Regions from separate parts of the Homo sapiens genome. Here regions 2 and 3 are each linked to region 1. Evidence: chromatin loops called from intact Hi-C (ENCODE). Cell type or tissue: mammary epithelial cell. All regions are shown on one strand. Each heading gives the region's core, and the rest is flanking DNA. Links, peaks and the distances in the headings are about the cores only.

Evidence for each region. A loop is a pair of places that touch in the nucleus more often than their neighbours do. Peaks named below come from ENCODE experiments on the same cell type or tissue, not always from the same donor. Only the 100,000 strongest peaks of a DNase experiment are listed, where the experiment ranks them.
Region 2: it touches region 1 in a loop (14-fold over the local background); 23 of 110 quality-filtered maps call a loop at or near these places.
Region 3: a loop joins it to region 1, with 13 times the contacts of the local background. A loop is called at or near these places in 58 of 110 quality-filtered maps.

What each region holds. Positions count from the first base shown.
Region 1 is chr12:68,035,961-68,046,806 of GRCh38, forward strand. It overlaps the pseudogene HNRNPA1P70. Among named protein-coding and RNA genes, the nearest start is that of IFNG-AS1, 52 kb to the left of the region's middle. RefSeq lists an enhancer at 6,247-6,496. In mammary epithelial cell, for the core only: CTCF peaks have their summits at 4,682 (motif pointing right) and 6,695 (motif pointing left); DNase peaks (open chromatin) are centred at 4,711 and 6,331; H3K27ac peaks cover 2,507 bases.
Region 2 is chr12:68,155,946-68,166,791 of GRCh38, forward strand. It overlaps IFNG (interferon gamma), which reads right to left and starts at 3,795. Exons shown (of 4, transcript NM_000619.3): 1 at 3,557-3,795; 2 at 2,246-2,314; 3 at 1,968-2,150. The coding sequence starts at 3,670. In mammary epithelial cell, for the core only: a CTCF peak has its summit at 2,682; no DNase peak of the experiment used is centred there.
Region 3 is chr12:68,315,040-68,324,194 of GRCh38, forward strand. It overlaps MDM1 (Mdm1 nuclear protein), which reads right to left. Exons shown (of 15, transcript NM_001354969.2): 5 at 8,034-8,201; 6 at 6,486-6,589; 7 at 6,308-6,407; 8 at 1,542-1,571; 9 at 1,039-1,214; 10 at 1-226. Among named protein-coding and RNA genes, the nearest start is that of MDM1, 13 kb to the right of the region's middle. In mammary epithelial cell, for the core only: a CTCF peak has its summit at 2,208 (motif pointing left); no DNase peak of the experiment used is centred there.

The DNA.
Region 1 (10,846 bases), core at 2,269-7,268:
GAGGAGGCAGATGCATGCATGGCCACACAAGGGGATGGAAGAGTTGTACAACCAAAGAGCTATCTCAGGAGAAGATTCTCAGAGACCAAGTGCCCACTTAGCCGTGAAAAAGATATTTGTTGGCGGCATTAAAGAAGACACTGAAGAACATCACCAAAGAGATTATTTTGAACAGCATGGGAAAATTGAAGTGATTGAAACCATGACTGACCAAGGCAGTGGCAAGAAAAAGCGCTTTGCTTTTGTCACCTTTGATGGCCATGACTTCGTGGATAAGACTGTCATTCAGAAATACCACATTGGGAATGGCCACAACTGTGAAGTTAGGAAAGCCCTGTCAAAGCAAGAGGTGGCTAGTGCTTCATCCAGGCAAAGAAGCCAAAATTGTTCTGGAAACTTTGGTGGTGGTCATGGAGGCAGTTTTGGTGGGATAGACAACTTTGGTCATGGAGAAAACTTCAGTGGTCATGGTGGCTTTGGCGGCAGCTGTGATAGTAGTGGATATGGTGGCAGTGAGGATGACTATAATGGATTTGGTAATGACACTGGTTATGGAGGAGGTGGCCCTGGTTACTCTGAAGAAAGCCAAGGCTATGGAAGTGGTGGAGAGGGTTGTAGAAACAAGGGCAGTGGCTTCTGTGACAGCTATAACGACGGAAGCAGAAGGGGCTTTGGCAGTGGTAGTGGAAGCAATTGCAGAAGTGGTAGAAGATACAATGATTTTGGCAAGTACAACAATCAGTCTTCAGATTTTGAACCCATGAAGGCAGGAAACTTTGAAGGCAGAAGCTCTGACCCCTATGGTGGTGGAGGCCAATACTTTGCCAAACCACGAAACCAAGGTGGCTATGGTGGTTCCAGTAGCAACAGTAGCTACAGCAGTAGCTACTGTTTTTTGTTTTTGTTTTTTTTTTTTTTTGTCGTTGTTGTTTGGAGACGGAGTCTCGCACTGTTGCCCCCGGGCTGGAGTGCAATGGCGTGATCTCGGCTCACTGCAACCTCTGCCTCCTGGGTTCACACAATTCTCCTGCCTCAGCCTCCCTAGTAGCTGGTGCCCACCACCACACCCAGCTAATTTTTTGTATTTTTAGTAGGGATGGGGTTTCACTATGTTGGCCAGACTGATCTCAAACTCCTGACCTCGTGATCCACCCGCCTTGGCCTCCCAAAGTGCTAGGATTATAGGCATGAGCCACTGTGCCCAGCCAGATTTTAATTACTGTCACGAGACAAAGCTTAGCAGGAGAGGACAGCTGGAAACATGACAAGGAAACTACAGGTTACAACAGATTTTTTAACTCAGCCAAGCACAGTCGTGGTAGGACCTAGCTGCTACAAAGAAGACATGTTTTTGACAATATTCATGTGTATGGGCAAAAATCTCAAGGACTGTAGTTGTGACCAATTGTACAACAGTTTATTTTAGTTTCTGTTCTGTAGAAAGTGTAAACCATGCCTATAAAGGGTTTTAATGTCAATTTTTCTTTGCACCCATGCTGTTGACTGCTCAATGTAATAGTCTGATCATGATGCTAATTAGATGTGTCCTTTAAAAAACAATATGATGTGTTGTAGTACATTGGTTGGCTGACATTAATGAAAAGACCTACCTATTAACATTGATAACTAAATCTGGACTTCTCTCTATAAAGCTACCCAATTGGGTCCCACTGGCTGAACTTTATATGCTTCAGTGGTGTCTTAACAAAAGACTGCCTCTAAATTAGACTAAGTGTCTTAGAACCCTGTGGTCTAGAGAAATGAAGTGAAATGTAATAGCTGGGAGAAACAGGGCATTATACATCTTGAAAGAACTATCTTTCAAGATAAACTAGCACCCCACTCTAGCCCAGCTTCATGGCTGACTCTCAGAGCATCATATTTTCCACTGATGGGCTGAAGATTCATAAATGTAGTAAACCACTGAAAACAATTGCTTCATAAGACTTCTTTAGAAAATTCCTTATGGTACTACATCTACAATGTAGAGGGCTTGTCTTCAGCTCCCTCAACATCTCAAATTTTTTGACACATTCAGTACATGCCTGTTATGTCTTTAATCCCAGAACACATGTATTTTCCCCTTCCAGATGATTTCTTTGCAGATTTCACAATGGAGAAGAGCTGTCACAGGTGGAAGTAATCATGCTGTCACAAAGATATTACTTTTTTCTTCCAGTGCTGGAAGGCAGTCAGGAACAAGCCATGCATTAGTTTAAGAGCCATGAGATGTATAACTCCAGTTTTTTAAAGCTCATAGTAGAAAATGAAGAGGGGGCAATGGCATAGCAGGTGAATGCATTTGGGGTGTGTTACAGACCAAGCAAGAATCAATCACTTATGTCTGTCAGACCAGATGGATCTGGAAACAGTTTAATCCTCAGGGCCAATGTGATATGTTGTGATATGTGATATGTCACAATAATATGTTTTCCCCGCAGGTTTCAAGCCTGTTTAAAAAAATGTTTTTAAACTTGAAAGGAAGACAAGTGACCAATATTATAAGGTTAATGCAGAAAATAATGGTCATAGTATTTAATAAACTTCAATTTATCAAATAAACCTGTATGTCAGTCTTTCTGGCTTTAGGCCTGTTTGCATCAGAATTATCCTGGAGGATTCTTAAAACAACAAAAATAAGCACACAAACATCTATTTAATCATAAGGGAATTTTCACCTAAAATAATCTCCCCCTGTGATGTAGATTCACACTGGAGTTGAGTATAATAATTTTGCTCTCATCAAAAATAATCGGAAAGAGAGGAGCTTTGGGATATGTCATTTTGATCTAAGAAAACGTATTGGCTTTCTTGCTGCTTCTTTGGATTCTTTTTTGCATATCATCTGGCAAGTGAGCAGGTGCACAGCTCTGATAAGCAGGAAGGAACCCCCGACCCCACCACCACTGCCTCAGAGCAAATACTCAATAAATGGTCACCTCATTTCCACCCCCCTCCCTACTCCCACCCACCAGGCAAGAAAGCTTAAACCTAGTAAAATCTCTGAGTGCTCAACATGGAATGGAAAACCCAGAAGAGCAAGGTTGGAAATTGTAGCTGGGAAGTCTCAAGTTCTCTGGTTCCTCCTGGAAGAGGGCATGAAGGTGGCTTTGTGTAAATATGGGCATATTGATTTTTATTTGATGAGCCATAGAAAACTAGATAGTCCAGAAATAAATAAAGGAACTGGGAATGTTGGAATCCACAAATATTGACCATCAGTTTGGGATTGGCAGCTTCTCTCCTTCCCATCTTTATTACAAGTTATAGCGCCGTTACCTTAGATGCACACATGCTTTACAATAATGTTTTTGAAGCCAAGCCCTAGAGATTTCTCAAATATGCTTCCTATGTCTTTCTAGAGGCCCAAGCACACACCTCCCTCATTTATTGCCTCCTATTCAACTTGCGCAGCTTTTATGTGGTTTACATATAAAGCTTCTGTTTAAGATTGTGTTGTCTGGGCGCGGTGGCTCCTGCCTGTAATCCCAGCACTTTGGAAGGCCGAGGCGGGCAGATCACGAGGTCAGGAGATCGAGACCATCCTGGCTAACACAGTGAAACCCCGTATCAACTAAAAACATAAAAAATTAGCCGGGCGCGGTGGCGGGCGCCTGTAGTCCCAGCTACTCCGGAGGCTAAGGCAGGAGAATGGCGTGAACCCGGGAGGCGGAGCTTGCAGTGAGCCGAGATAGCGCCACTGCACTCCGGCCTGGGCGAAAGAGCGAGACTCCGTCTCAAAAAAAAGATTGTGTTTACAGGGTTCCACTGCACATCTCATCCAGGTTTTGAAAAATATTTAGATTTTAGGAGTTGCATTCTACTCTAAGTAACAACTCCAAACCTGCACCATATTTATTGGGTGACTTTAGGCCACAGTACCATTTTGTACAGTAAGGTATCTTCTTATGAAACAGAGAAGATATGCTTACTTCCTTACAGGATAAATAATGTGATGCTGAATAAGATAAACCTAAAGTTACTAAGAGACAAACACTGTATATTAAGTGTTATAACCACACATCAGAAGACCATTTTAGACTGTGGTTTCAGGGTGCTAGAATATTCGAACCCTGTTTGCTTAGCTGACTAATCTAACTTTTTGGTAAGACTGGTTATATTTTTTTCTGTATAGAGAAGAGGTGATGAGAGAAAGTATTCTTTAGTTTATTCATTCACAATTTTTTAAAAAGGTCACTCTGGTTACCGCATGGAGAGCAGAACTGGTGGGGAATCTGTTCATGCCTGGGGAGGCCATTTAGGCACCTGCTGCCGTCATCAAGGCAAAAGATAAATACCTAAGTTTAAAAGCAAATTTATTTTTACAAGGTATAGATGTAAACAAGTCTCATATGCATGCCCAATAGATCTACTTTGTCCTACCAAAGGAGAAGGAGGATAATGCAGATATAAACTCTAGAACAAGACTGCCTTGGTTCAAATTCCAGCTTTGTCATTGTAGGACCTTGCCTAGACAAATTACTTAATTTTTTAATCTCTGTTGTCTCATCTTTAAAAGGAGGCTAATAGTAGTATCTGCCTTATAGGATTGTCAAGAATAAAGGAGTAAGTATATATGAAGTGTTTAGAATAGTTCCTTCCAGTCAATCAATGGTAACTTTTTTTTTTTCCCCCAAGCATAAAGGATCTAAATGGGGCAATGTGGCTAATGGCCCCTAGAGGGCAGCAGAGGAATAAGAACAGAGTGGACGACAGGTTCAGAGAAAGATGTCCTGTCTGATGGAAAAACGGGGAGAAGGGCACTGTGAATCATACAAAATGGAGACTGAGCTCAGGGCCATTTATAGCCTGCTTTGGGGACGTTTTCTAATAGTTCAAATCACTTTGTAGACAAAAATCAAGGACTGGAATAAGTGTAGTAATGAGAAGGATCCAGTCATGCATCTGAGAGCATACGTCCAATAAACCTCACTCAAAAGCTAGCAAGAAAATCTTGACTGTTGGCAGGAAGCATAGCTGATACTGAGGGCTGGGGCCTGGGTGCCTTTCCACTTGGCCCTTTCCATGCGACCTGGGCTTCCTCACAGCATGGTAGCTGGGTTACAGCATGAGTGTCCCAGTGAAATCAGGCAGCAGTGGGATCACGTTTTAATGACTCAGAAAAGACATGTATCACTTCTGCCATATTTTAATAGTTAAAAGTCTAACAAAAGCCCTCTTAGTTCCAAGGGGATAGGACACAGACTCCAACTCTTGATGAGGGAGTAGCAAGTTTCTGGAAAACTATATTAACAGGAAATACTGTAGTCATTTCCATAAAATACAATCGGTCACAAAGTGCTTTCCTAGAAGTTCATACTGGATTCTTTCTGCCTCATTTTCACATACAAAGCATCAGCAAATCCTGACAGACTGGGCTGCAAAATACATCCCAAACCTGATCTGATCTCACCATCTCCACTGCTCCCACCCTCGTCCAACCCAACATGTTTCTCTACCTGGATCACAGCAAAGTCTACTGAGAGGTTCCTCATCTCCAATTTAAAACCCCATAATCTACTATTTATAGGGCAGCCAGTGAGAACTTTGAAAAAATGTAAGTCTAAGCCTATCATCACTGCTCATCTTAGAACTATCCAATGGCTTTCAATTATGCTTAGAATAAAAGCTAAACTCCTAATGGTGGCCCACAAGAACCTCCATATTTTGGCCCTATTTATCTGTCTCATTTCATCTTCAGGCTTCTTTCCACCACACTCTGACCTTCTTCCTCTCACTTTAGCTCCTGGGTATGTTTTCAACTCAGGCACCTCTGATCCCAAATCTCTTCATATTACACTGTTCCATGATTCAAATCTGCTTGAACCTTCCCAGACCACTCAATATAAATGAGCATCAGTCCCATCACCGTCTATTCCTTAACCCTCCTTTATTTTCCTTAATGTACTTATCACTGTCTGAACTTACACTGTGTATGCATTTGAGTCCTTGTTCATAGTCTGCGTCTCCCTCTAGAATATTAACACTTTATGGGCAGGGCTTTGTTTACTGCTTTATTAACAGTGCTTAGGTCCACTCAATAGTTAAGTTGAATATTGAATAAAGAATAAAAGAAGAAACAAAACAAACAGTATAGCCTTTCAAATCAGTGGTGGTGTAAACGAAGATCTATTATCACTGTCATGAAAACATGTTTGTGTTCTTTACTAGATCTGGGCTATCCTTTCTTAGTGTCCTGTGGTTTCATGGACTAGTTTAGGAATGGTTGGTTGTTTCTAATGTGTAGCACTTAAGAAACTTTCAGCTTGAGCCTAAGTGTTTCCAGTGCTGAGGTTCAGTCATGTCTGGGCATGTTTGGTGAGGTGGTGGTGACAGGCCTCAAATAATTCAATTCTAATGAAATATTTGGCTTTAAGTGGATGAGGAGGAAAGGTACTGTGGCTTTGGCGTGGGTGTAGTTGGGGGTAGGTATAGAGGAGAGGAAGAGAACCCGAGGACAGCGATGTTCAAGTGAACATGTTATCACTCGTCTGGGCTTCTCAACACAATTGAACACACTTCCTATATTTGGAGAATTCCCCACCTCCTCTGCAGCCAGTACACTGGTCTGTGACACAGACCCAGACAATCACGTGCACCTCAGCAAGTTTTCTAATCACAAGCATGTATTGCAAAGAAACAAGTGCCACCTAGAGCCCACTCTGGTGAGAATGGCAGCTGGTGAATTCAGTTACTAGAGGGAGGGATGGCTAAGGTCACACCACGAGCTAGTACCAGCAGGAGTCTGTGCCTGGTGGAGTCAGCAGTTATTCCCACCTGGTCTGTTCTTTACTGTGACTCTGAGAATTGGTGCTGGCTGGGAAGCCTCCCAGCCTGCTTTCCGGCCTCCTGGGAAATCTTATATTCTTTAATAAATTCCTTTTCTGCTACTACTAGATTTTAATTGGTGACAACTGAGAACTCTGACAGAAAAAGATGGGGTGTTTAATTCCAGTCTACTTCACTGATTAGGCCTGACACCTAGGGAGAAAAGATGTAGAAGCCAAAATGTCAGGAATTATTTTAATAAGCAATTTTGTAAGACTTGGAGTTTGAACAGCGGTACTTTGCTCCCCAGGCAACAAAGTTCTGCATCAAGCTGGAAAATGAACACTTGCCCACTTTTCCCTGAAATACAGCAGGGTCCTGGCTCCATGGAAGCTCTGGTGAAATCGTCTTCAAACATCTTTTAGAAGGCTGAATACTTTTCCATTGAGATACACAGGACCCTTTATAAAACAGATGAAAATGGACTGCTTTGGTCAACGTGACACTTGGAGCCCCTAAAGCCAGGATGGCCTCATAAACCCCTCAGTGGTGAGGCTCAGTGGCAGTGCCTGGCTGCAGGCTCCCCAAGTCTGTGACACCCAGCAGGAGAGGGACAATCTCCTGAGACGACACCTGAGAGATGCATGCCAGGAAGGTAGCAGGTGCCATATGAGCAGATTTATCTCTGAGCATATGCCCTGATGGCTCCAAAAAGGCTGGTGGGGAGGCAACTTTGCAAGGACTTTGGGCTTTGTTTCAGGAATGAAGACAATTAACCACAGGATTTGAATATTCTGTAATTAATGTATTTTCTAACATAATCTAGTGAAGCCTGGGGAATTTTTAGTTGCATACCTCTTTACTCAACTATGTCTTAGCAGTGGTACATTATGCATATTCAAGTCATTGAAGTTGCCTAAACTTTAGTAAACTTGCTTATTCATTCTGTTGCTCATTAATTTCTCCCAGCCTTGTGGGAGAGCAACTAAAGTTAATCATCACTACCTCTCCACCTGGCTCTCCAAGGGTTGTCAGTGCCTATCCCCCACCCTTCATTCATCTCTCAACACCTCCCAGAGAGCTCCGGACATCTCTGGCATAATGTTCTGATCCAATATTTGCCTATTGGACTTCATGTCCTCACATCATTTTAGCTGCCTTTGTTAACCAAATTCCCGTAGGTATTTTATATATAAAAGGCATGAGCTTCAGGAGATGAGTGAGAATCTAATGCTTGATGATCTGTCATTGTCTCCCATCACCCCCAGATGGGACCATCTAGTTGCAGGAAAACAAGCTCAGGAGGCTGGGCGAAGTGGCTCACGCCTGTAATCCCAGCACTTTGGGAGGCCGAGGCTGGCGGATCACTTGAGGTCAGGAGCTCGAGACCAGCCTGGCCAACATGGTGAAACCCCGTCTCTACCAAAAATACAAAAATTAGCCAAGTGTGGTGGCAGGCATCTGTAATCCCAGCTACTTGGGAGGCTGAGGCAGGAGAATTGCTTGAATCTGGGAGGCAGGGGTTGCAGTGAGCCGAGATCGTGCCGCTGCACTCTGGCCTGAGTGACGGAGCGAGACTCCATCAAAAACAGAAAACAAACAAAAAAAAAACCAAGCTCAGGGCTGCCACTGATTCTACATTATAAGTTGCATAATTATTTCATTATATATTACAATGTAGTACTAGAATAAAGTACACAATTAATGTAATGCACTTGAATCATCCTAAAACCATCCCTACTGCACAGTCCATGGAAAAATTGTCTTCCAGAAAACCAGTCCCTGGCGCCAAAAAGGTTGGGGACCACTGAGTTAAAGAAGGCTGTAACCTAGACAAAGGCTGGAAATTAGACAAAGATGTGAGATCAGGCCAGGGTATACTATACTCTAAATGCAGACATTAAAAATGAAGCAGTTTGTACCTCGGCCAGGAAGACTTTTATATGATTCCTTCAGTAGTTGAAAGTGGTAAGCTGATGAGCCACATTTCAAAAGCAAATGGTCTGGGAGACACTTAAAGAAGTGAGTGTGAGGACAGCACTAGAACTCTTACGGCTCCCCACTGCCTTATCACCAAGTCCAAACTCTATATCAAGGCATGATCCAGCTCCTGCCTACTGCTTCAACATTCCTTTAAAAATAAAATATCCCAATTATCCTGATTTGATCATTATGCATGATATGAATGTATCAAAATAGCAAATGTACCCTTCCAAATATGTACATCTATTATGTATCAATAATAAAATGTTTCTTACACATAACCAGGCACTAGCCACAAAAAATAATAATAATAATAATAATGCGGTTTCTCGACTGCAGCAGGCTCATTACTCATTCTTGTGTTTCCATAATTTGTATTCTTAATTCGTAAAGACCTTTTCTACTATTTCTTCTCCTGGAGAACTCCTGCTTTTCAAAATTGGGATGCTCAAACATCCCAATGTCTCTCCTCCCTAAGGTCTCCGTCTGACTGGATTAGGTGCTGCTGGTCTGCACCTCTAAGCACCCTTCCTGTGATTTCCCCATCATCATGTTGGTGAGACAGCACGGTAGCTATCAGTAGCTTGATTGTTTCTCCTTTAATTGTAAGATTCTTTTATTATTATTATTATTATTATTATTATACTTTAAGTTCCAGGGTACATGTGCACAAAGTGCAGGTTTGTTACATAGGTATACATGTGCCATGTTGGTTTGCTGCACCCATCAACTCATCATTTATATTAGGTGTTTCTCCTAATGCTATCCCTTCCCCAGCCCCCCACCCACCAATAGGCCTGGTGTGTAATGTTCCCTGCCCTGTGTCCAAGTGATCTCATTGTTCAATTTCCACCTATGAGTGAGAACATGTGGCGTTTGGTTTTCTGTCCTTGTGATAGTTTGCTTAGAATAATGGTTTCCAACTTCATCCATGTCCCTGCAAAGGACACGAACTCATCCTTTTTTATGGTTGCATAGTATTCCGTGGTATATTTGTGCCACATTTTCTTAATCCAGTCTATCATTGATGGACATTTGGGTTGGTTCCAAGTCTTTGCTATTGTGAATAGTGCCACAATAAACACGTGTGCATGTGTCTTTATAGCAGCATGATTTATAATCCTTAGGGTATATACCCAATAATGGGATGGCTGGGTCAAATGGTATTTCTAGTTCTAGATCCCTGAGGAATCACCACACTGTCTTCCACAATGGTTGAGCTAGTTTACAGTCCCACCAAAAGTGTAAAAGTGTTCCTATTTCTCCACATCCTCTCCAGCATCTGTTGTTTCCTGACTTTTTAATGATCGCCATTCTAACTGGTGTGAGATGGCATCTCACTGGGGTTTTGATTTGCATTTCTCTGATGACCAGTGATGATGAGCATTTTTTCATGTGTCTGTTGGCTGCATAAACGTCTTCTTTGAGAAGTGTCTGTTCATATTCTTCGCCCACTTTTTGTTGGGGTTGTTTGTTTTTTTCTTGTAAATTTGTTTAAATTATTTGTAGATTCTGGATATTAGCCCTTTGTCAGATGGGTAGATTGCAAAGATTTTCTCCCATTCTGTTGCCTGTTCACTCTGATGATAGTTTTTTTGTTTGTTTGTTTGTTTTTTCTGTGCAGAAGTTCTTTAGTTTAATTACATCCCATTTGTCTATTTTGGCTTTTGTTGCCATTGCTTTTGGTGTTTTAGTCATGAAGGCTTTGCCCATGCCTATGTCCTGAATGGCATTGCCTAATTTTTCTTCTAGAATTTTTATGGTGTTAGGTCTAACATTTAAGCCTTTAATCCATCTTGAATTAATTTTTTTATAAGGTGTAAGGAATATGGCTAGCCAGTTTTCCCAGCACCATTTATTAAATAGGGAATTGTTTCCCCATTGCTTCTTTTTGTCAGGTTTGTCAAAGATCAGATGGTTGTAGATGCGTGGTATTATTTCTGAGGGCTCTGTTCTGTTCCATTGATCTATATCTCCGTTTTGGTACCAGTACCATGCTATTTTGGTTACTGTAGCCTTGTAGTAGAGTTTGAAGTCAGGTAGCATGATGCCTCCAGCTTTGTTCTTTTTGCTTAGGATTGTCTTGGCTATGCAG
Region 2 (10,846 bases), core at 1-5,000, 120 kb after region 1:
GAGTAACTATAGGTCAATGATTCTCACTGTTGTGCATAGCAGATTAATCCGGAAACCTGTCAAAGACCTCAGAGATCCAGGTGCATGAAGTGGAAGGACTGTGCCCTGTGCATTCACTAAGCTCCCCAGGTGATTCTGACATCCACCTAAGTTTGAGAACCACTGATCTAGGTTAGGTACCCTAGAAAACACCAAATCCAAAACGAGTGAAAACTGTAATTTTTAATTTCTCCCAGATTAGGTCAGTCTCTCAATTTCCATAATAGATTTTAAAATAAACACCCCCAATCATATTTATATATGGCTTACTGATATATAAAGTTTAAAATTAAGAATTGCAACAACTTTTCCAGTACCCTGCCTTCTAGGCAAGCAAATTGAACTACTTGCATCTCCTCACTCTAACCAATAGGGCCATTTAGATGATGCTTCATAAAATGTGGACCATTTACCTTCCTCTTGGCTCTGCCATTACATTTTTTCTAATCTTGGGAACACTATGGCTACTCACCACATTTCTGAGGATGGCTGGGGGATTACAGCTAAAGACTAATTGTCAAAGGGCATAACATGCATAAAATAGCTTAGCAACTGAGCCAAAGAGAATAATAATTAATAGAGCTCACTCAAGATTGCCCATCAAGAAACAGGAGGTTTGTAGCTTCCAGAAGGAAGAAACCACAGATTTTTTTTCATTTTTTTAAGGCCCAGTTCCTGCAGAGTAGAAAAAATTTTCGACAAGCTGTGTGTTTGCAAGTGACAGATTTTACTTTCCAATGTTCAAATCATCACCAAGAAACTAAGAGACTTATCCAGGACTGAACAGTAAGCCAGGGGCACCACTGGATTAGAAACAAGTGCTGAGTGTCTAGTTTATAACCAAAGGAGACCTGTTGCCATGTCTCTCCTTTCTGTTTCTGGGGGCTTACATGAGAGGAGTGAGAGGCAGGCCCAGCAATAGTGAAAGCTGAGCACATATCCTAAGAACACAAATGCTAGCTTGAAGACCCTGGTCCCTCTCATTTGAGCCCATTTATATCAAAGTCAACCCCAAAGGAATCTAGAGGCCTTTGTCTTCTAGAAAACATTTTGAAAAACATGATTTGTCTTTATGCCTCAACGTTATCTTTCTGTTTATAGAAGCCATAACTTAAAGATACAAGTTCATGAGGTAAGACTTAGGAGTCTAAGGAGTTCTCCAGCTGAGATATTCTGAAAGTTGATAGAGAGTTGATAGAACAATCTTTTCATAAGGTATAAATTCTATCTATTTTTCCCTAAAAACAAACAAACAGCAACCATTCTTGCTTCTAATTGGGCAGTACAATCTGATAGGTTGGCTAGAGACTTGCAGTGGGGTGTCCCTGGTACCTATTCAAAGACTGTAGCTTTCTTCTATCTCATTCTCATTTTCTATTCTTTGCATTGTAGAGTTTTGGAGCAAAGAAGGTCATCAAACTTATACAGTGAGCCTAACAGTTTCCTTTTAAGATGAGGAAACTGAGCCCCAGCCAGCCATGTGATTCATCACAGTTCCTTGGTGGCTGAGTTGGGAGGAGAACACACATCTTCTCAGCTCCTCCCACTGCTCTTTCCATTAAGACAGACAGCCTCTCATTCAAAGTAAGAGAATTTCCATCATATGAGCAAGGGACAATGAGAGAACTGCTTCTCAGTACTCCCCGCTTCTTCCTCACCTACTTCCTCTTCACTGGATTTGTCAACTCACCTGTCTTTACGCAATAGTTACAATGCCAGCATTTCTCTACATTACATACTTCAGCGATTCTCTTACTGGCTTTGCAAAGTCACCCAAACACGAATGGAAATAGTAAGGTAGAGTTTCAGCCATGAGTTGAGTTCATAGCTTTAGCAACTGTTAAATAGCTAATGTCTACTTTCTGGAGAATAAATGCTTTGCAAGACCCTCGGCAATGAAACCAAAGAAAGAATTTAAATAGCCTCACCGAATAATTAGTCAGCTTTTCGAAGTCATCTCGTTTCTTTTTGTTGCTATTGAAAAACTTGACATTCATGTCTTCCTTGATGGTCTCCACACTCTTTTGGATGCTCTGGTCATCTTTAAAGTTTTTAAAAAGTTTGAAGTAAAAGGAGACAATTTGGCTCTGCATTATTTTTCTGTCACTCTCCTTGGAAGGAAAGAGCACAAACAGAGGATGATGTGAATTTATCCATCAGAAAGCAAGCAACAGGAAAATTAGCCAAATGGGAATATTCAGCTTACCTCTTTCCAATTCTTCAAAATGCCTAAGAAAAGAGTTCCATTATCCGCTACATCTGAATGACCTGCATTCTAAAAAAAAAAAAAGAAAAAATTGGTTTACAATTAGCCCATAAATTGCCTTAAAAATATATTTCAAGTTTCATTGAACTCAGATGTGACAATATTCACTGATTTCCTTTTCAACTCTTCTGCTTAGTTCTAACAATAAGTATTCCCAAAAGGCTTATGTGAGATATAGACAAAGACTATTATGTTCTTTTAGCTTTTTTATTTCCCAATATAACCATTAAATTGCAATGTCACAAATGAGCTCAACAAAGCTGATACTCCAAAGGTCCCAAAAACTATAGTAAGCTAAAGAAAGTATTTTCAAGCTAGGCTAAAAAATACAAAAACAAAAAACAGCAAAGCCACCCCACTATAAAATACTGCCCCCCAATGGTACAGGTTTCTATTACATCTACTGTGCCTTCCTGTAGGGTATTATTATACGAGCTTTAAAAGATAGTTCCAAACATGTGCGAGTGTGTGTGTGTGTGTGTGTGTGTGTGTGATTTGATTTTGTGTTGTAAGAATAAAATCAATTGTGAATGTCTGAATATTATTATGACAGCTATAATTATAACAGCTAAGTTTTAAACAAATAATGAAATATTTAAAATGTAAAAACTTTTCATTAACCATCAATAAAATTTTAAAAGAAACTCAAAAAATTCACTTAAAATTTTTAAACATTCCTTAGCCAGAATCATAATTCTTCCAAAATCCCAGTGAGCAACGAAGTTCCGGAATACTTCACAAGTAATATAGATAGAGAAGCAGAATGTTGAAATCACTTTTTGGAGAAAATCACCTATCAGTTATTTTTTTAAGCCAAAGCTTTAAGGACCTTTTTGACTTTAATTTGTAAACATTTCCTATTACCTTTTTAATGCTAATCTTGACCTTAGAGTCTGAGAAGTCAAAAACTAATAACCAATCATTTTTTTCAATCTGCATACTCCTTGACTATCACAACTGAATGAGTTCCCACCACAAAATTATTAACATCATTATGCTTCATACCCATATTATGCCCATCTTTTGGAAAATTCATAAATCCCTTTTAAGTCTCTATACAAACTGAGCAGAAGGTTAAAACAATATCTAGATTATTTAGTCAAGGAACTCATCTAGTCAATAATTAACAAAATAACACCAAATCTCAAAATGACTGCCTACAAGAGATGACAGCCTATCAGAGATGCTACAGCAAGTCGATATTCAGTCATTTTCAACCACAAACAAGTACTATTAAAAAGTCATACTTACAAAATATTTCTTAAGGTTTTCTGCTTCTTTTACATATGGGTCCTGGCAGTAACAGCCAAGAGAACCCAAAACGATGCAGAGCTGAAAAGCCAAGATATAACTTGTATATTTCATCGTTTCCGAGAGAATTAAGCCAAAGAAGTTGAAATCAGTAGTTCTTGTATCAAGCTGATCAGGTCCAAAGGACTTAACTGATCTTTCTCTTCTAATAGCTGATCTTCAGATGATCAGAACAATGTGCTGCACCTCCTCTGGCTGCTGGTATTTATACCTAATTGAAGTCTCCTGAGGATTACGTATTTTCACAAGTTTTTTAAGATGAGATGGTGACAGATAGGCAGGGATGATAGTTTGTATTAATAACTAAGGTTTTGTGGCATTTGGGTGTTGTAGTTAGAGTTTCCTTTAGACTCCTTGGGTCCTTTGACGATGAGACAGACCCATTATGCCCACCTGTGCCATTCTGGTGGGATTCTTTGAAGGCACTTTTACTTCACACCATTCAAGGACTGGAAATTTTTTTGTACCTCCCCACTTCGCCCTGGTAAAATGTTGACTCTTCATTCACAAAGCACATTGATCATTTGCTTGTGGTTGGGAACAAGTGAAAAACGAAATTCTAGGGCCTCTCAAACCTTTACAAAGGGGCAGCCTTTTAAAATTTTTCTTGCAAATGACCAGAAAGCAAGGAAAGAATGCGGTTAAAAGAACAATTTGGTGAGGAAGTCCTTCATCAGAGTTGGTTAGTAAAATATCTACCACAAGTTTCAAATTGCTCTAGATCAGCACTGCCCAGTAGAAATACAATACAAGCCACACAGGTAAATTTAAATGATCTAGTAGCCTCATTAATAAAAGTTTTTTTAAAAGGTAAATATAATTTTAAAATATATTGTATTTAAACCAATATATCCCAAATAGTACTTCAGTATGCATCAATATACTACATTGTTAATAAGGTATTTGACATTCTTTTTGTCATATTAAATCCTTGAAATACAGTGTAGAGAATATTCCCAGGGGGAGTTCCAGACGCAGTGGCTCACACCTGTAATCCCAGCACTTTGGGAGGTTGAGGCGGGTGGATCACAAGGTCAGGAGTTTGAGACCAGCCTAGCCAATATGGTGAAACCCCATCTCTACTAAAAATACAAAAAAATTAGCCAGGCATGGTGGTGTATGCCTGTAATCTCAGCTACTAGGGAGGCTGAGGCAGGAGAATGGCTTGAACCCAGAAGGTGGAGGTTGCAGTGAGCCGAGATCGCGCCACTACACTCCAGCCTAGGTGACAGAGTAAGATTCCGTCTCAAAAAAAAAAAAAGAAAAAAAGAAAAAAGGAAAGAAATACAGTGTATATTTTAAGCCTACGGTGCATCTCAATTTGGTCTAGTCGTATTTCAAACGCTTAATGGGCACATACTGCTAGGTGCTACTATATTGAACAGCATAGCTCTAAACAATTTATTGTTCCAAATAATCAGTACTAACAGAGAATCTTTTTAACTTTTTATTTCTTTGTCTTTCAGATACAAAAAAAAATAGGATTCTTTCTCCTCCTTTGTAATTTATTTATGAAGTACAACACTTTGGGATGGCACAAAAAGCCCTCCACTCTTTGGTTCAAACCCACTTTGCATTTCTACCTGTACTGTGTACATAACAGTATTGCAGTTATGGGGCAAACTTGATTCCTGACTCCTCTACTATCTAGCTATATGATTGTGAGTTAGCTTCTTAAATCTTCTATGACTCAGTCTCCTTACCTGTAAAACTGGCTTGATAATAGTATCTTCTTCCATGCTTCAGTTGAAAATTAAATCAGGTAATCCTCATAAAGTGCTAGGAATTTTTCCTGGCATATAGTAATCACTAATAAAAGTTTATTATTATTTTGGCACATTGGATGACTAGTCATTTCTTTTTTTTTTTTTTTTTTTTTGAGACGGAGTCTTGCTCTGTCACCCAGGCTGGAGTGCAGTGGCGCAATCTCGGCTCACTGCAAGCTCTGCCTCCCGGATTCACGCCATTCTCCCGCCTCAGCCTCCCGAGTAGCTGGGACTACAGGCACTCGCCACGCCCGGCTAATTTTTTTTTTTTTTTTTTTTTTTGTGCTATTTTTAGTACAGACGGGGTTTCACTGTGTTAATCAGGATGGTCTCGATCTCCTGACCTCGTGATCCGCCCGCCTTGGCCTCCCAAAGTGCTGGGATTACAGGCGTGAGCCACCGCACCCGGCCTAGTCATTTCTTTAAAAAAAAAAAAAAAAAGTACCCTGGACCTTTGCTCATGCTGTTTCTTTGGTCTTGAGTTCTTTTTCCCCTCATTTGTGCCCCTGAGAGTAGTAGCCATCCATCCAAGCCCGGCTTAAAAATTACCATCTCCCTGAGTTTTTCCAAAATTATCCTCCTTAAAATTAATCTTAGATTCTCTATACAAGTCTTGGTTTATACTTTTCTAAGAGTTCTGATTCCTCAATCTTGATTGAAGATAGCTATTCGCGTGTCTTCTGCCATGTTAGATTGAGTTTCTGAAAATCAGAAATTGTTTCATTGCTTTTATGATGGCTTTCTCTTCCCTAAAATATTTTAGCATGGAGATTTGCTCATAAAGAGCACTGAATAAATGTAAATTCGAATGCTTGCCTAAGGCTCTCTTTTGAGTTATTTGCCCTCAAATTCTAATTCCGATGTTATCAGGCCTAACCTGTAAGAAACTAGTTTTTAATTAAATAATATTTATGATTAATGTTAGAAACATGATGCTGTGTCTCTTTAGCCAACACTTGCTGACTGCGACAATTTCGTGTATTCTTTTATGTGGGAAAAAAAAGCCAGAAAGCTCTTTGAGGGGCGATCTTCCCAAAGAATAAATAAGATCAAAACATTTATGTGGAACCAAACCTCATGTTAAGCAAGTGAAGAATGTAAAAATTACATTGTTGCATACAAAGCTCTACTGTTGCTCTGCTCAAGAAAAATTACGTCCAGAGAACGTGCTTGCAGGTGGCACAGGGATTTGGGTCAGAGCCTGAGACACTTTGCAGGTTCTCAATACCTTCCAATGCCCAACCTCTGAGTCACTGGAAGGAATGTTCCCAACTGTCTGGAAATAAGTAAAAATTAGTTCTGCCTGGTCCTTGATTGCTCCACTGGAATGTAGTACTAGGATTGAGGAGTTAAGAATAGTGGGATCCATAAGAGGGAATGATATACTGCCTAGCCACTTGTAAATTGAGAATGCCTATTCAAAATAACAGATTATATTAAGAATATGTTTACAGTGTGGCAACTGTTTACAAAGAGTAATTACACGGCTAAAATCCAAGCTCTAATAACTCTTGATGGCATGGCCAAGCACAGAATTATGGAATTATAGATTATCTATGGTCAACCCCTTACCTTTTAGATTTGTAAATCCAGACCCAGAAAGACAAGTGATGTGCTTAAATTCATTCAACTGGCTAATGCAGAACTGAGTCTAAATCCAAGATCTTCCCAAAGAGGATGGAACCCTTAGTCAATCCATCCCCCAATCTATCAATATCCATTGAGATGATTGCATGTACCTCTACGTTAGATATGTGAATTCAAATAACTACACCCTATCAGGCTTTAGTTTCTGAGATTTTTTCTTCTGTAGAATTTGTGAGATAGTAATCACACTTTAATTCCTTAAAACATAGTAAGACTGCAAGTATAATTTGAAATTGTTTCTGAAATATATTTTTGAAATTTTTGCCTAGACATCCCAGCCAACCTGACTTCATGGACATGCAACCTGTGCAGTCTGACAGGACCCTGAACTTAGAACAGCCCACACTTGGTTTAATGCTCTGTTGTCACTTCCTTGAAATTTCTAATAACTCTTCAAACAAAGGACACACATTTTCGTTTTGCACTTGTTTCCACAAATTATGCAGCTGGTCCTGCATTCCAGACTGGCAGTGAAACATCTGCTATTAGATTTTCATCTTTCAACATATGATTCTTTTGTTCAGAACATTATCACTACAATAAGTATATACGTTTGTGATCTTTTCCTGTCTTGTCAACTTTGCAAACAAAGAAATTTCTCTCTCTTTTCTGCCTGTAAAACACCTTTTGTTGCACATGCAAACTAGAGGTTTCACACTTTGTTGGTTTGGCCAGTTCTGAGACTGCAGAATAAGTCACCATCAAGATATACTTTAAAAGTTTTGCAAAGCCATCAGGAGCCAAGGTGTGACCATATTACTAAAACAGAGGGGCTGAAAACTTTCTTTTTTCTTTTCAACTAGACTTTTTTTCTGAAAACTGGCTATGGTTATACATGACACATCAGCAACATTTCAATCATATCTCATGCTATCCTCAGTCTTAACTGAGTAGGTAGTCAGTAAGCCAAAACTTACACCTTGGTTTCCCTTTTCCTCTGTCATCAGCAGTCACATCCTAGCACTCACAACCAAATTATCTCATCCAGACTTTGGCGTAGATTTCTTCCACTCAATATGAGTCAATATTGGATCCATGCCCCCACGCTATTTTGACTTCCGGAACTCCTGACATCATGCAAGCCAAACCTACGGAAGAAGCATGACATACAGAATAGAAGTCCACACGGAGTCAGATTTTCCCCGCAATTTGACTCATAAAATCCCGTAAGTTAGAGGAAGATTTTTCTGAATCCCCCCTTTTCTTTTGTGCCTTCTGGCCATTTTTGAGGAGTGGTTCAAAGAATATAGAAGGTATGCTACTTACACAGTACAATCATCAGATTACAATATTCTTAATTTTATATCAGATGGGATTGTGTATTGATAATCCAGAGATTCATGGTCCTGCTTTGAAGGTTGTATTTTTGTTCCACAAGGAATTTTAATGCACCAAGTGCCAAATACTTCGATTGATATGGGGTTTCCAAAGAAGGATGAAAAGTTCTATTGTGAAAATGTTGGTTTATATCCCAATTTCAATTAATTAATATGTGCTTATTGAATTGAATGCCTACTAGATATCCATAGCTTTAGGGGTTACAAAGAAGTTAGCAGTGAGACAATCCGGTAGGAGCATATGTCACCACATTGGAAGCTAGGATTGATTCCTGTTCTTGTTGCTGAATAGGTAGAATAGGTATCCATATTCCCCACCTTTTCTCCATGTACATCCTCTCCAGGTGGTTCATATCGTTAAGAGGACTTATTATTGGTCAGAGGGAAATACACACATTGACATATGTATTGTGTTTCCTCCTCCTATACCCAAGGCAGACGTCACTAATCAGTCACGGCATTCCTTTCTATTAAATCCAGATATCACTGCTGAATCCTTCTCAACACTGAAATCCAGATAGATACTGACTTATTTATATTTCATTGCTTATTTTCCCTATTAGGGCAAAGGTTTACTTGTTGTTATGCCTCTTAGATCCTCCATATGGGTTCATTCAACTTACAAAGAAGTAAAAGGCATAATCTCTTCCTCCAAGAAAATTAGTATTGGGGGAAAACGTAACAATCCATGAAGTAATATAAGGGAAAGAACTTTGGCCTAAGAGAAAGGAGTCCCAAATTCTGGTCCTGTGTCTGCAAGTGATGTGAGATTTTGAACAAAGCCTTTACCCATGCCTCATATTTAACCACATCATCTTTAAAATGAAGACTTAACTCTAAATGAACTCTAAGTTTCCTTCTATTCTTAATATCCTACATTTCTATGATTGTGATTTATGAGGAATATAAGACATTACTAAGGACTAAGGTTGCAAGAAGTAAAGACTCCAACAGACTTAGAAATTCAGAGAAATCAGCCAAGTGCAGTGGCTCATGCCTGTAATCCCAGCAGTTTTGGAGGCCAAGGCAGGCAGATCACCTGAGGTCAGGAGTTCGAGACCAGCCTGGCCAACATGGTGAAACCTCATCTCTACTAAAAATACAAACCCCATCTCTACTAAAAATACTAATCTCATCCCTACTAAAAATACAAAAATTAGCCGGGCATAGTGGCGTGTACCTGTAATCCCAGCTATTCAGGAGGCTGAGGCAGGAGAATCACTTGAACCCAGGAGGCGGAGGTTGCAGTGAGCCGAGACTGCACCACTGCACTCCAGCCTGGGTGACAGAGCAAGACTCTGTCTAAAACAAACGAACAAACAAAAAAAAGAAAAGAAAGAAATTCAGAAAAAATCATTGTCTGAATGGTGGAAAAGTTGGGAAATTTTACCCATCACTTGAGTTTTTAATTTAATTTGAATTTGAGCTTTGAATTGGATTGAATTTTTAAACATACATACAATTTGTAGGAATAATACTTCACAGCTTGTACTTAAACCTTCAGGTCATGTGCTTTTTTACCCCAGTGATCTCAAGAAATGAGTTGTCCTCAGGGTAGCCCCTGAAATGGCAATGGCATGAGGCTTTGAAAACTTGTATATTTTTCCAATGGAAACTTACTCCTGTATCTCTCATGATAAAAGTTCTATACAGCAGACTGGCAGGTTCACGTTCTCTCCTATGCTACCTGGCAGAGGAATTCTGAGTCCATGATGAGCCAATAGATAAGTTTCTTTTCTCACCAGTGTTTAACCTGTCATTATTACCATGTCACCAATCCCTGAACCAATTTAAGAAGTATCAGAATTAAATTCCCATCCATTGATTTTTCAAATGGAAATATTTTTTAATGGTTGTAAAATTATGTGGGATCTTTTAAATAAAAAAAAAAACAGAAAATACAGAACAGCATAAGAAAAGAAAAAAATCACCTATGATTTCACTTTCCACAGGTAAATATAGTTAGCTTTTGGAGACAAAGTATTTCATTATTTTTTTCTACCTACATAACACAGTGCCTGGCACAAAATTTTTTCCCAATAAACTTCTGTGGATTAACGAAATATGAGCCAAAGTGATTTAATGATTAAGTTCAAAGGCTCCGGAGTCAGGCTGTGTGTGTTCAATCATGACTTTGCTCCTTACTGTCTTGTCGATTATTAGTGCATTACTTAACTTCTCTGGGTATCACTTTCCTCGTCTGTAAAAAGGTGATATAAATAATAACTGTCTCAAAAGATTTCATGAGTATAAATTATGTCAACATGTGTAATAGTGCAATGCCTTGCATGTGGTAAGAGCTCATTAAATGCACAGTCATTATTACTAGTGGCTTCCAATATTCAGATTCAGTCTCCTCCTAGCAAATGGAATAAGATACTTCACGGCCTCTTTCAATTAAATGGTATCTTGTGACTTTTTTCTGGCCAATCTACTCTAAGTAATGACAGACATTACTTTGGATTAGAGTAGATTGGCCA
Region 3 (9,155 bases), core at 1-5,000, 280 kb after region 1:
TTCCTCTTCATTGTCGTCCTCCTCCTCTTTCTCCCCGGGCTGTTTCTGTACGTCTTCACTTGTGTTCTCTGTATCCCAAGCCAGCCGCCTTCTAACGGGTATGGTGGGAGCTGACACACCCAATTTCTCCGTGGTATTTTTCTGGGGCTGTTCTTCCACGATATTTCCTTTTTCTTCTGGTTCTGTAGAAGGACATTTCTGCAAAGTCTTATGGCTTGTAGGATCTCTGCGTAACAAAATCAATTTTATTTTAAATGTGAATAGTTTGCACTTTTCTAATCAACACCAATTTTAGTGAGTCCATCATTTCCTTCTACTGTTCACAACTACATGTTTTCCATAGATATTGCCTTGCTCAGGTATTGAAGAAGGAAATCTAATTCGTTTTATAGCAAAATAAATGAAAGTCATAATCTGGAGTTTCTATTAAAATATTCCAAAATGTATTTATCTTCTTTTACTCCTACCTTCACATATGCTTGTGTACATCTGCTGACACAAGTCATACCTAGCCCTAAACTGGCATTTACACACATAAACTAGGACCCCATGGTCTAAGTTCTTCAATTACTTTCACTTACAGATAATTAAATCATGTTCATTTTAACCCAGAACAGCAGAGCGCTCTTCCATAAAATCAGCAGCCAAGTTCTGAATTAGCCACAAAATCTATTAATGAATAATAGCTATGTATTAATAGCTTGCAGTCTCTACTTTTTTATTGTTGTTGACTTTCTTTTTACCTTCTAAAGGTCTTTTTACATCTACCATGTAATCATCCCTACTCCGCTATTAACTGCCAACAAAAAATATTATAAAAATCTAGCCTTCCAGATTTACATTATGTGTTATTTATACATAAATAAAGCAATCTACATTGCTTTATTTTTCACTGAGAATAAAAATGAAATAAATGGCTGCCACAATTCCATTCGACTAGGAGACACATTTTGAGTAGTCAGGTCATTTTCCTATATCATTCTATGATCTACATAAGCTTCAACAAACTTTTTTTGCCATCCACAAAGAATATCTCACCCAGCAAGATCTAATGCTCTGATGTTGCTACTAACGGTTCCTTCTGAGCTTGTGGTTGAGGAGACATCCCAACAGCAGTTGCTATCAGATAAAATCTGATTCAGATGGTCCCGAGAAAAATGCGTCCCCTGAACTCGCTTCCTATAAAACTCAGCCTTTTCTCGGAGTTCTTTAACCTATTCAGGAGAGTTCAGACATCATATACTATTGTAAATGCTTCTTTACAAACAGCACCAAGTAGCATATCAAAGACATTGCACAAATACAGCCAGGGACCAAAGACAAAGGAAGGCAAAATTAGCCACATACAGTCATCAGACTGTGCATTTAAGCAAAAACTAAAACAATCAAGCTAAAGCATGATGCAGTTATTTTATTTCAGACCAGCAGGCAGGGAGAAATTCATAGCAGCTAAGAAAAATATTGACACCTACTTTTTATTCCAACTGAAATTACACAAGTAATCTATGATTATAGTTTTTAAAAACTCAAAAGCAACCAACCTCAGCATACCACATGGCATTTAGAGAACCCTAGAGAAGGAATACAGAAACACACTTAATGATAGGTTAATGCCATAATTGAATATTAATGGGAATCAATGAAACACATTATTCTCCCTTCTAAATATCTACCAAACTTGTCAATCAATATTTCTTGGGATTTTTAGTAATTAGTTCAGTAACCAAGATACCTTATTATTATCTTGAAAACCAGCCACATTCTTGCATGGCTAGGATGCTGCTGATGACAGATAAATTAGGCAATCTAACTATTATTCCTATTTCCCTACCTCTGGAAGAGTACTTACACGCCAAAAATCCCTAACCCAGCTTTATTTCATGGCTTTGTATACAGCTACTACTGCTACAGAAGCCCTCACTGGGAGATGAATGAGGTTATGAGGCTTCCCTCTCCAAATTCCTCAATATTCCCTTGGAATCAGCAAAATCTCAACTTTTTTTTTTTTAAAAAAGTACTAAATATATAATTTAAAATAATAGCCCATAAAATCATAATTGCAATGTGTTCAACAAAGGGACAGGATAAAAAAGTTCTGCTGAATAATAAAGTGATATGAATTATTTAATATGCAAGTAACATTTTCTGATGAAAAAAGCAGCCTTCATACCCATTTGAAACCTTTCACTTTATACATCATACTGCCACCTGCTGGCTTCTCCAAGTACAATTCCACAATGTAAAAAAAATTAAGTTCAAGTTTTACCCTTAAAATTCTGTTCAGTATCTTTATTTAATCTCAAAAAACACTAATTTTTTAAATCATCAAGACAGAAAATCTTTATTCTAGAATTGCTTTTCTTTCAGGGCAAAAAAAAAAGCAAATAATGAAACAGCAATGTAAAAGCAATTGTAGAAACATAGCTCCTTAACAAGGTACGATTTTGAATGCAAAGATGAAAGTGTTACATCTCTAGGGAATTGGCCAAAGCAAAAGACAGCACCTATATGGCATAAGAAACCATATAATCCCAACAGAGTCCTACTCTAATGAACCATACCTGAAAAAAGTTCCTAAAGGATAATTTGAAATATTTTCTTCACTGCCAAAAAAAAAGCTATGTTCATTTATCATTTCTATCAACTCCTATACCTTTAAAGAAAATTTCTAGCAGTGGTTTTTGCATTTAACAGGTAGAAGTGAGGTACATGAATTAACTCTACTGAACTTCTAACCAGGGTATTCTGAATGCACAGGAACCTTGTTATAAAGTGCCTCGATATACTCCAGATTTTATTGCCAGTAAGTGCCCCCATGCTTCAAATGTTTCAGGGCCACTCCATCACCTACATGCCTCAGCATCACTTCCTCCTCTGTGTTCTCAGAGTTCTTTGGGCACATCCCCATTAATACATATTCAATTTTACTGGAATTAATTGCACATGCCCTCCTCCTCCATCAACCTATGAACTTCTTGAGGTGAGGGAAAACGCAGCACTTAAGCACTGAGCCCACAACCTGTCCTGAGTGCAGACTAAGTGGTATGCCTGAGCTAAACATGGCAGCCAAAGATAAGCAAGAAACTCCCTGCACTCAGTGAGCCAACCTGTACATAAATTGTCATAATATTGATGGGGGTCTATGCCATAATAAACAAATGAAATGAAATGTAAGTTGAAGGAGTAGTTCAAAAGGGGGACCAATCAGTCCTGCACTGTGTTGGGTAGATTGACGGGGCAGTGGGGGTGGAAGGGACAGCAGAGGCAGCTGCATCTATCCATGCATGATGAATGAAAGGATGGATGAATACCCTCCATGTACACAGTCATCCAGTTTTATTTGACGTCAATTTTATTTAGAAAGGAGGGGGAGAGTATACTTCATAAAAATTCTGAAGACTTTGATTTATTCAGTTCTATTTGTTACTGACATTTAAAACTAAGTGCTTTAAATTTACTATATCAACAATCTTTATTAATCTCAGTGCTAATATTATATTTTACAAATATGATTTTAAATATCTTTAGCCCTAAACTAAGATGAAAAATTAAAAGGCTGACATTTTCCAAAGTAGTATGTTCTACTAAAAAGAGGAGGAAAAAAATCAATAGCATGAACTCAATGTTAAATAGAACAATCCCTATAGCCAACTGCCAGAGCCACCAAAAAGGATAGAAATAAACCATTCCCAACTCAACAACATACACACACCTTTCTGGGCCAAGTAATGTTATCATATTATATATTATGATACAATTATAAGTAGAATGTTTCCTTTTCTGAATTTCTTTGTCCAAATTAAGAGTTCAACTAAATTATTTAAAACATATGCAGAAAATTCAAACTCAAGAAACTGGGGATAAAAACTCCTTTTACCCAAAAACCATCCCCCCAAAATGAGGGGTCACTTTATACCTAGTCTTTACAATGTCTGTCAAATTACAGGACATCTCTCAAATGCAGGACTTTATCTTGAAACACAGTCCTATTTGTGGAAGACACATTGGAATAAAATCACCTCAACCAATCGATGATGAAAAGATTACCTAACAATTAAGAAAAAAAGAAGTTTAACATAGATTAAGTAGTTATTCTGAGGATAGAACCTAAAAAGTTCTAATTGCTGACTATTAAGAAACAATCCCTTAAGTGAGCATTTTAAAAAGCAATAGTCAAGTGGTTATTATAATGGAGATGACAAATACACAACCACTGGGCAAATAAAACCAACCACCCTAATGCTCTATGAGAGGTAACTGGGACTTGGCATAGAATTTCCAGTGACTAGACTATAAACAGATTCAAAAAGTATATCTCAAACATAGAAAGAAATAAAGATGATATATGGACTCGAAAACTAATGTGACTCAAAAAGTGAGTTAATATTCCAACAACAAAGTCACTTATGTCTGAGTGCATGTGAGGAGTGTGAATACACTCCTTCCTGAAATGTTAGGAGTGGGAAAATGAAGGAGTACTGTACCTTATATTTAGGAACCTCATAATCAGATGCCTATAGTAAATGACTTCCAAGAGATATAAGTAAAACATGGCTCATATTAAATGTCTATAACCTGGTCAACTAAAACTGTTATCATCAATGATCACTGACTTCTTAGCTAAAAATTCTTATTCTTTTCCAACTTCAATTTACTTTTTGAATTATTTTTCTCAAAGAAATTAAGGCAAACTATACCACTAATTTAAATATTTACAACCACCATTATAGTATTTAATAAGCAAAAAAAGCTGCATTACCAAGATATCATAATAGGAAACCTTGAAAAGTCTATCTTAAATTGACAACAACAATGTTCTCTTCCATCAAGGCAGGATAAGGAATCTCATCTTACTATGACTTCAGTTTTAACAATCTTCTCAATTAGATGTTTAGTTCTGATGCCTAAACTCATCTTAGTTTAAAGAAATCGCTGCTCGGCCTTTTGGCTGAGATCAAGCGTAGAAATCTCAGAGAAAACACAGTCTTCAAAACAAAGAGTTTCTCATAACCTCAACCTAGTGTCACGCCTAAACACAACAGGCCAGCGGCTGACATCAATTTACCAGCCACACATACTGTTCTGCCTCTGTCCTGCTTTTCCTCACTCCCACTATCAGACTCCTCAGTCAGGGAGATCTTTGCCAAGACTTGGGATGGTCATAAACTGCTCAAGAGTTTAGCTGACTCACTGCCTTTCTTCCATCACGGGTGCTTTCGATGCTCCTAGTTTTAACTTGATTTCACTAAGGTGAATATATGAACATTGCCCCAGATAATATCCGGGACAGCTTTGAGCTTTGTCTTTTACTTTGCCTGTGCTGTCTTCAGGCCGTGCTCAAATAGAGAAGTAGAAAGAAAGCAAAAGAGTGGCCACGGTGGAAGGAATCAAGTGACCTCCTGAAACAATATGCAGACAGCATGGCAGTCGCCAGGACATATGTCTGGGAGCTGCAGCTCAAAGAACCAGCAGCTCAGCGCACCCGAGCACCAGCCCCTTCCCCCAGAGGCTGATTATATATAATTGTGGGCCATGGTTTTAAGTAATGAGCTAAATAAAAGACTCATTCCCCATCCAAATTATCCTTCTGTTTACAATGACAGGGGGAAGTGGGATGTTTACTTATGTCTAAACAGAAACATTTTAATTTAGCTTGTTCTCACAGAAAAGGCAAAAAAAAGTCAAGATATGATTTGAAAGATGCTAATTAATACAATAACAAAAAGGTTCCATTCTCTATCCTTTGAGTATAAGAAGCTAGTACTAAAGTAGCAATTCTCAACTCTAGAATTACCCTTCCCTTCAAACCTATCTTCAGATCCCCAGAGTTTCTCCCAAGTCAGAGTACCCCAAAACTGTAGCTCACACCTCTAACAACACAAACTTCACCTTTCTTTTGCCTACAAACTGTAATAGTACACATTGACAATGGGCATCACTATCAGATAAATTATTTCATCTTGAAAATTAATCTTCAGTTGAGACAGTGGAGGTCTGGAGGTTATGAAATAATCGAATCTATAATGATACAATTCTATAAATTGACTATTAACACAATCAAATGTTTGATGGTAAAAAGCATTAAACTTAAAAGACCTCAATAAATATTAATTTCTGAAGAGCCAGTGGCATTAAAAAAAATGATAATTTACATTCTAATACATAAGTTCCTGATACTATTAGTGCTATTATTATATCATACTTCTTTAAATTGTGGTCTCTATTACCAAAAGGAACTCGTTGTGAAATTAAAGTGTTAACAGAGGCTGAAAGAACATGTAGGCTTATTGAGGTCATGTACACTCACCTGATTTGGCATGTTTCCCTTTACATGTGTCCAAGCCCCAGCTTTATATAAATACTGAGCTGGGCTCAGAAATTTTGCTCTATATTCGGAATTCACCTTCCTAATAGAAATGAAATGAAAGTAAATATTTCACCATGTTAATCATTGAAATACCATATTTTCCTATTAAAATACATACCCAAGCCTTTGATGTTTCCAAGGAGTAAGCTTCCTTTTAGGCTGGTGTAAGTCTTTTAATTCCATCTCTGCTTCCAATTTTAAACGATCGTCTATTTTATTACTCTGAAATGGAAATCATTTAAGCTTTTTATGCTTAAGATGTTACACATTAAAGTGAAAACATGCATGTTATAAAGTTAGACTTGAATATTTAATGACATTTCTATTTTTAGAAGCTTTAGATACTAAAGAAAATAAAAACCATAAGAAATCAACAAAGAAGTTTTGAAATTTTTAGTATATTTGGTTAGTTATTTTTGAAGTTTAGCTGAGGATATAGTTTCATTTTCTAACAATAAAGATTTTAGATCTTTGGCTAAGGAAGAAAATTTTTAAGTTAACAAATACATATCTAAATAATGTTACCACATACTGAATTTGATATTCTAAATTTACAATTGCGTTACAGTAATTAAACATAAGATCCTGATGAATTAGTTACCAAATCGCTTTACTGAATAACAATTCTTTTTTTCTCCAATAATATCATAGGCCTAATATATGTGTGTGTGTATACATCATTTTACTTTTAGTCATATTTACTTGTAATTACATACTTTCTATTTTTAGGACCATAAAGTATCGGGTATCAACATTCCAGGAGATTCAAAAATAGTATTTATACCCCAATTACCTGTAATTTATAATCATGTTAGCCTGATTCTGCAAATTAAATGGCTGTAATATCACACAGAAGCAGTTGTTTGTATATTCTGAGGTAAATCATGTGAATTATACTGGCTATAATTTGGCATGCTAAAGCTTTGGTTTAAAATACATGTGATGGCCGGGTGTGGTGGCTCACACCTGTAATCCCAGCACTTCAGGAGGCCAAGGTAGGCGGATCACCTGAGGCTAGTAGTTCGAGACCAGCCTGGCCAACACAGTGAAACCCGCATCTCTACTAAAAATACAAAAATTAGCCGGGCATGGTGGCGTGCATCTGTAGTCCCAGCTACTCAGGAGGCTGAGGCAGGAGAATTGCTTGAATCCGGGAGGCAGAGGTTGCAGTGAGCCGAGATCGTGCCACTGCACTCCAGCCTGGGCGACAGACCAAGACTCTGTCTCGAAAAAAATAAATAAAAATAAAATACATATAAGTATGTATGTGTTTAATTTCCATAACTTAAAATAAGTATTTCTATCACTACTGTTACCCCTGGAGGTTACTGTAAATCCAGTCATTTGATATTAAACTTACTTGACTTTGATACTAAACTTATTAGACTTACTTCCTGTATTGTTAAGTACTCATCATGCTGTATCATTTTTATTTATGTCTGTCTCCCCACTAGCCCAAGAGCTGCTTGGGGCTATTTGCCAGCCTTGTATTCTCAGTACCAACCCATGTCTGCTCCTAGTAGCTGGCTCAATGAACATTTGATGAACAAATGAATTAATGAACTAGTGAAAACCAAAAACTCCCAGGTGGTAGTAAGTAAACGAAAACGTGGAGAATCTAAAATAACGGGGATTTTGTTTTGTAAGGTTAAAAGTTGATGAATACCTTCCTTTCAGGAGACACTGTTTCAAGATTTCTGTTTTCTCTCAAATCATTTCTTAATTTTGGTTCTTTCACTGGAGATAAACCCTTGAAATTTCTTTTGTATTCAGTTTCATGGATGACTGAGTTACCTTTGAATGGTGGAACAAACTGGCTTTTATTGTGGAAAACCTTAAAACAAAAATTATTTTAGTTTAGTTTTGTTGATTAAATATGCGGAACTTTGGTCTTCAATTACTTAACAAAACATAAAGTTGAATTACAGGACAAAAAAATAGCAAAGTTATATATGATTTTAATTTCATTTCACATATATTATTAACATCCAAAGGTCAACTTTATGTACTCATTACTATGTTTTGAATAACAGTTTTGTAATCAAAATATAGCTTATAATCAAAATAAACGTTGGCATATTTTCATATGACATAGACATTAGCTTTAAGGCAACTCTGTTGTCAGTTCTACAGGTTTTTTTCTTCCTCCCTGACATGATTTTTTTTCTTCCTGCCTTAATAGAAAATTCTTCACATTTCTGAATACCCAATATGTTCAATTTGTTTAGCTTTTCTTCCCTTGGCTTATTTTCAGCGTATTTTATTAAGGCAAAGAAAATGTTCTGAGCAATTACTACACTTCTATTGTTAAATATTTCCTTTTATACTTACTACTTCACAATATGGTTTCTATTTCACGGCATATTACCACTGATTACAAGGAAAGCAAATGGAAAAGATGGGGAACTCAGTCAAGTTATATTACTGCTTTGTAATGCTGGATAGTACATCTTCATACAGATCAGATCTAAACAGTTTATCTTTTTTAGTACAGTATAACCTCAAGGACTTTACTGCCAAAAACTGTTCTGACTCCTTTACATATTAATATAAGACATCCTTTCAGAAAGCAGGTGTCTGATAAAATGAAATGAACAACCCTTTTAGAGGTTTCCTATCAACAAGCATTGAAAGCTGTCTCAAAGCTCTTCAATCCATAGACTCTGAATTCAATATGCTTTGAACTAACCATGAGCATTTCCTTCTAAAAAAAGTATGTGAAACACTTATTAAAGAAAGCAGTAAAACTACTGAATATATCGCTAGTGATTTCTCTTATAAAAGTAAC